Regions from separate parts of the Homo sapiens genome. Here region 1 is linked to region 2. A link is a contact called in ENCODE Hi-C or POLR2A ChIA-PET data. All regions are on one chromosome and are shown on one strand. The core of a region is the stretch at or near the end of the contact, and the rest is flanking DNA. Distances in the headings are between cores, read along the strand shown. Region 1 holds the start of BRI3BP (BRI3 binding protein). Region 2 holds the start of TCTN2 (tectonic family member 2).

The links. Hi-C counts contacts between places; a loop is a spot of excess contacts on that map. ChIA-PET counts read pairs that join two places held with the same protein, here RNA polymerase II (POLR2A). Pooled maps may share reads with other maps.
Region 1: a loop to region 2 is called in a pooled map, with 5 times the contacts of the local background. The contact joins the promoter of BRI3BP here to the promoter of TCTN2 in region 2. A Hi-C loop is called at or near these places in 1 of 50 pooled maps. POLR2A ChIA-PET finds 5 or more read pairs at or near these places in 2 of 52 experiments (H1 and activated B cell).

What each region holds. Positions count from the first base shown.
Region 1 is chr12:124,992,216-124,994,915 of GRCh38, reverse strand. BRI3BP (BRI3 binding protein) reads right to left here and starts at 1,271. Exons shown (of 3, transcript NM_080626.6): 1 at 913-1,271. The coding sequence starts at 1,125. RefSeq lists enhancers at 392-481, 2,201-2,700 and silencers at 572-631, 642-891, 902-951, 1,052-1,101, 1,122-1,441.
Region 2 is chr12:123,669,719-123,672,418 of GRCh38, reverse strand. It overlaps TCTN2 (tectonic family member 2), which reads right to left and starts at 1,306. Exons shown (of 18, transcript NM_024809.5): 1 at 1,097-1,306; 2 at 805-912; 3 at 287-363. The coding sequence starts at 1,178.

The sequences.
Region 1 (2,700 bases), core at 22-2,521, 1.3 Mb before region 2:
TGAAGTCACTTCCCCAAAGTCATCCAACTGGTAGAGCTCCAACTTGAACCCAAACTTCTCTGACTCCAAAACCCCAGGAAGGCTGGCGGCAAGCAAGAGCCCCCTCCTCCCCAGGGAACAGCAAAGGAACCGCAATACCACACACAACTGTCCCCAGTAACTTCCTCCTTCTCAAGAGCTAGTCGGCGGACTTCGGCCCGGAATGGCACCCCTATCGCACCTAGCTCCAGAGAGCAGGAATTGGGGAAAACCCCCTGCGATCCTCCTGGGACTCAACACCCTTCCCAGGAGGCTGCAGGATCCGGGACCTCCCCAAACTAAACAAAAGGCTCCACGCGAAAGGCCCCGCACACAGTAGGTGCTCGGTTTCCCAAAGCCACCGAGCAAATCGCATTGCTCCCTTCTTTTCCTGTAAAGTAAAAACAACTCCAAGTATCTTCAAAGCAGGAGGAGGAGTGGGGCAGAAGGTCCCAGGGGAAGTGGGTCGGGATGCGAGGCTAGGACAAACCCGGGGTAGCTGGGGAGGGCGCAGCCGCGTGGGGACCGAGAGCGCCAGTGTGCTGCCTGGCTCACAGTAGGAGCCATTCAAACGCGGTGAATGAATGAATGAGACGCGCGGCAGGCGTCAGCGCAGCCGGGAGAGACTCTGGCTGCGCCGACCGCGGAGGCAAGGTCCAAGGAGAAGCGCGGCGCAGAGGAGAGGGCGCCCCGAGGCCCGGCCGCCCAGACCCGCACTGGTCAGGCCCGGCGGGGGCCGCAGGCGGCAGGCCCCGAGGCGCAGGCCGGACCCCCTCTTCCCGCGCGCTGGCCGGGCGGGCAGCCCCGGAGGCCGCGCTCCTCCCAGGTCGGCCCCGGTAGCCAGGTGCGTGGCGACCGGGGCAAGGTGACCGCGGGCGCGGGCCCGGCGCCCACCTTCTGAGCGGCGCGCACGTTGTCCTCGCCGAACAGGCTGCTGACGCTCTGGGAGAAGGTGTTGACCGTGCGGCGGTAGCTGTTCTTCTCCGCGCCGCCGCGGCCCCGCGCCCCCTGCGCGCCCGGGGCCAGCAGCCCGAGCAGCAGCAGCAGCAGCAGCAGCAGCAGGAGCCCGGCCCGGGCCAGGGGCCCGCCTGAGGCGCGCGCGCCCATGCTCGGCCGGCGGGGCGCGGGGTCGCGATGCGGGGTGAGGGCCGTGCGCTGGGCCGCAGCGGGCTCCGGCTAGGGCAAGGTTGGCGCGCTCGGGGGCCGCGCGCCGCGCCTTTACCCACAGCCGCCGCCGCCGCTGCTGCGCCACCTGCCCCGCCCCGCGCGCAAAGGCGCACGGCCCAGCCCACGCCGCGCCCCGCCCCCGGCGCGGGACCAACGCGACCCGGCCCCGGGGCCCCGCGCCCGCCTCCCGGAAGCCTGCCCCGACCCGGTGCGGCTTCTCATCATTTAAAAAAAAATTCTCTTTTTTAACTTATCCGTGGAAAAGCAACCCGTGCCTGTAAAACTTGCAACAGCTTCAACCAGGAAAGTGACTGCAACTGATTGAAAAACATGAAATAGACATATATGTAATCTCCCTGAATGTATTATAATGGTACCCCAAAATTCGCCCTCGTGGGCATCAGCTCATTCATCCTGAAAATTTTAAATAACAAGAAAGCATCAGGCATCCTCCTGCCCTTCCTGAATGAACTGTATTTCAGAGCCCCAAAATAGTTGGGGAGGGACTTTCTTTTACAAAGTCCAGCTAATACATGAGGATGAATGAGAGAATCCGAAAATTATTTGGCACCCCTCAATAGAATGATGGATTCACGCGATGATCATCAGAAATGGGTACAACCAAGAGGGGAGGGTTTGGCGGGGAACTTGAAAATGGAGGGGCTAAGCCGCGAAGTCCCGGTCCCGCCAATCGATCTTAGTGCCAGGAAGTACCAGCGCCACCTGCGATGGATTCTTGCCAAGACAAGTTGAGCATGAACCTGATGGGGCCTCTAGATCAAACCTACAGTTTACAGGAAATATGGCAGATAAGGAAAACTTAGAAGCAGCAGAAGCAACCAACCAACTCCAGCATGTGGGGCATTCTACCAAACAAACGACCCAGTTTGTTCAATAAATAATTGGTATAAAAGGTGAGCGAAGAGGAGGATAATTGGTTTTAAAGACTTAAGAGCCATAATAACCCATGCAATGCAAGGACCCTGTTTGCATCCTAAATCAAACAAATCAAGTCTAACCAACATTTTTTTTAGACAACCAAGAAAATAAAACTCAATTTTTGCCAATCCAAAGAATACAAAATGCTCTTATTTTTGAATTTACATTTTCTGGATTCCTAGTAAGATTTTCATAGATTTATTGGCCATTTGAATTACTTCTCTGTGAATTACCTATTCATATCCTTTGCACATTTTTTCCTGTATTGTTTATCTTTTTAAAAACTTTTTTGTAGGTCGGGTGCGGTGGTTAACGCCTGTGATTCCAGCACTTTGGGAGGCTGAGGCGGGTGACCTGAGGTCGGGAGTTCGAGACCAGCTTGACCAACATGGAGAAATCCCTCCGTCTCTACTAAAAATACAAAATGAGGCCAGGCGCCGTGGCTCACGCCTGTAATCCCAGCACTTTGGGAGGCCGAGGCGGGCGGATCACAAGGTCAGCAATTTGGGAGGCCGAGGCGGGCGGATCACGAGGTCAGGAGATCGAGACCATCCTGGCTAACACAGTGAAACCCCG
Region 2 (2,700 bases), core at 57-2,556:
CTAAAGGAAACTGGTGACCCTCTCATCAGAAAAATGCACATACACACAGAACTTTACATACAATTTCATAGAGTTCACAGACCCACTGAAATACATCCAAGGACTCCTAACCCCAGGGTAAGGAACCCGTGGGCTGGATAAGTGTCTACCAGATCCAACAGCCCACAATTTCATGATTGTTGAGAGCATGGAGAAAGCCATGCCTTGTTAAATAAAGAGAGCACTGCAGAAACCCTAGCTGGGGGCCTCTTCACAGGCTACAGAGAAGGTTTACTTCTGGCCTTACCGCACCGGGGATCACAGTCACGCTCCAGTCTTCCGTCTCATTGTTCAGCACTCCACACGTCGGAATTGGCAATATTCCTAAAGAAAGAAGACCAGCATGCAAAGGCAGCAAGGTCCAGCAGCTCAGGGGGTGCATTGAGTCAGACTGCCTAGGATGGACTCACATTACAGCCTAAGATTGGGCCCTTTACAAGCTGCTTGACACTGGGACAGTGACAACCTCTCTGAACTTGTTTCTTCCTTGGTCAAAGGGGATGAAAAGATATTACTGTTCTTACTAGGAAAATGGGATGATGCACGATGTTAGCTCAATGAATGCTAACCATTATTATTTCAGGCTTTCTTCGAACCTGTCCGTCTGTCCTCTTTGGCCTACAGCAGCCGCCCGATCCTTTTCTCCCCATGCGACTTTGCAGAGAACAGAGGCAGGGGGCCCCAAGGATGCCACCTCTCCAGGCTCCTTGGGAGGTCTGGATCCAGTCCAACCCCCACCCTCCCCAAAAGAGGGCCGGACTTTACCCGCCTCGTCCTGCAGCACTGCCAGGGACACGGTCACACCCTCGGTGTCTCCGACCAGGGACGCGCTGACCGCAGGGCCGGACATTCGGATAAAAGGAGGGATGAAAGCTAGGCGGGAAGGAAAGGGGACAAGGAGGGGTTAGCAGTGGAAGAATCACCGCCTAAGGTGTGTGTGGCGGCTTGCTTTGGCGTTGTCGACTCCCGAAGCTCCCGGGGGAGTCCAAGTCTGGCCCTTTTAACGCCCAGTCCCCTCAGCCCCGGCCCACCGAGGTCACTGCCGCGCCGTACACACCCAGGTCCCCCCACAGAAGCCTCAGGATGCCCTGCAGAAGGAAAAGCCTCAAAAGAAGAGCGGCCGGAGGCTGGAAGCCCATGCCTTAGACCTCGCGGGCCGGGCACAGCAGAACCGCGCCCTCATTAGAACCCAGGAAGGACTCAGACACGAAAACGCAGCAGCCACTGCCCCGCCGCCGCCATCTTGCAAGCGAACGCCCGGAGCTATGGCAACCACCAATCGGCGGCCGGCCAGGAGGAACGCCGCGCTGTGATTGGACCAGTGGCAAGAGCGGGCACCCCGGCCCCGCCCACAAGGCCTAGCATTTTTGCTGCTTGACTCTGGTGGGGAGAGTGAGGGCTGAAAAACTACCTATCCGGTGCTCCACTTAGTACCTGGGTGACGAAACAATCTGTGCACCCAACCCCCGTGACACGCAATTTACCTATATAGCAACCTGTACATGGACCCCTGGGCCTAAAAGTTGAAAACATCAAAATTAAAAAGGTCCTGAAAAGCAGGAGTGCGTGTCCGGCTCAAAAACTGGAGTTTTCCCCTACCCTGGAATTAATCCAACAATAGCCAAGAGCGATCCTATAGACACTGGCTTCTAAATAAAAAGGGTGGGACTTGCTCCTTAATAAACTTGATTTTTATACGGATTTGTTTTAGGGGTGAGTAGAAAAAGGGGATGGGGCTGCCGCGCTGTGTTTATTATCTTTACTATCGTTTATGATGTATTATTTATATTTTATATTTTTATAAAATAAATATATATTTACAAAATAGATATACTTTGTTTTATATATATATATCAGATATACATACTTGATATATATAAAATACATATAGGCCGGGTCTGGCGGCTCATGCCTGTAATCCCAGCAATTTGGGAGGCCGAGGCGGGCGGATCACAATGTCAGGAGTCTGAGACCAGCCTGATCAACATGGTGAAACCCCGTCTCTACTAAAAATACAAAAAATTAGCCAGGCGTGGTGGCAGGCGCCTATTATCCCAGCTACTCAGGAGGCTGAGGCAGGAGAATTGTATGAATCTGGGAGGCGGAGGTTGCAGTGAGCCGCGATTGCACCACTGCACTCAAACCTGGGCGACAGAGCCAGACTCCGTCTCAAAAATATATTTATTTATTTATTTATCTTATAAAATATATATGTATTTATATTTTATCTTATATATATTTATCTTTTATATAAGTATATATTTTGTAAATTTTATACTTATATGTTATAATTTTATAAAATTTATATTTTTATAATTCTTATCATTATCATTTATTATCACTATTGCTTTTATTATCATTCTCCTAGGTTTTTGAAGGATTTTCTCCCCTGCACAGAGCTCTCAGCACTCTGAAAGCAGATCCAATCACAGAACACACAAGAGGTTTTGCCCAGCAATAGGACAGATGTGAAAGAATCAAAATTCTGTCTGGAAAAAAATTGTTTTTTCTTATATCAGTAGCCTCAGAACATTTCAAATATTGTCACGGCTTGGGGACTGAGAGTGCAGGGTCTGAGGTCAGGCTGCCTGGCATGGGATTTCGCCTTCCCTCCACAGATATTCTCAGCTGTTAAGTGACTTTGGGCAAGTCAACCTCTCT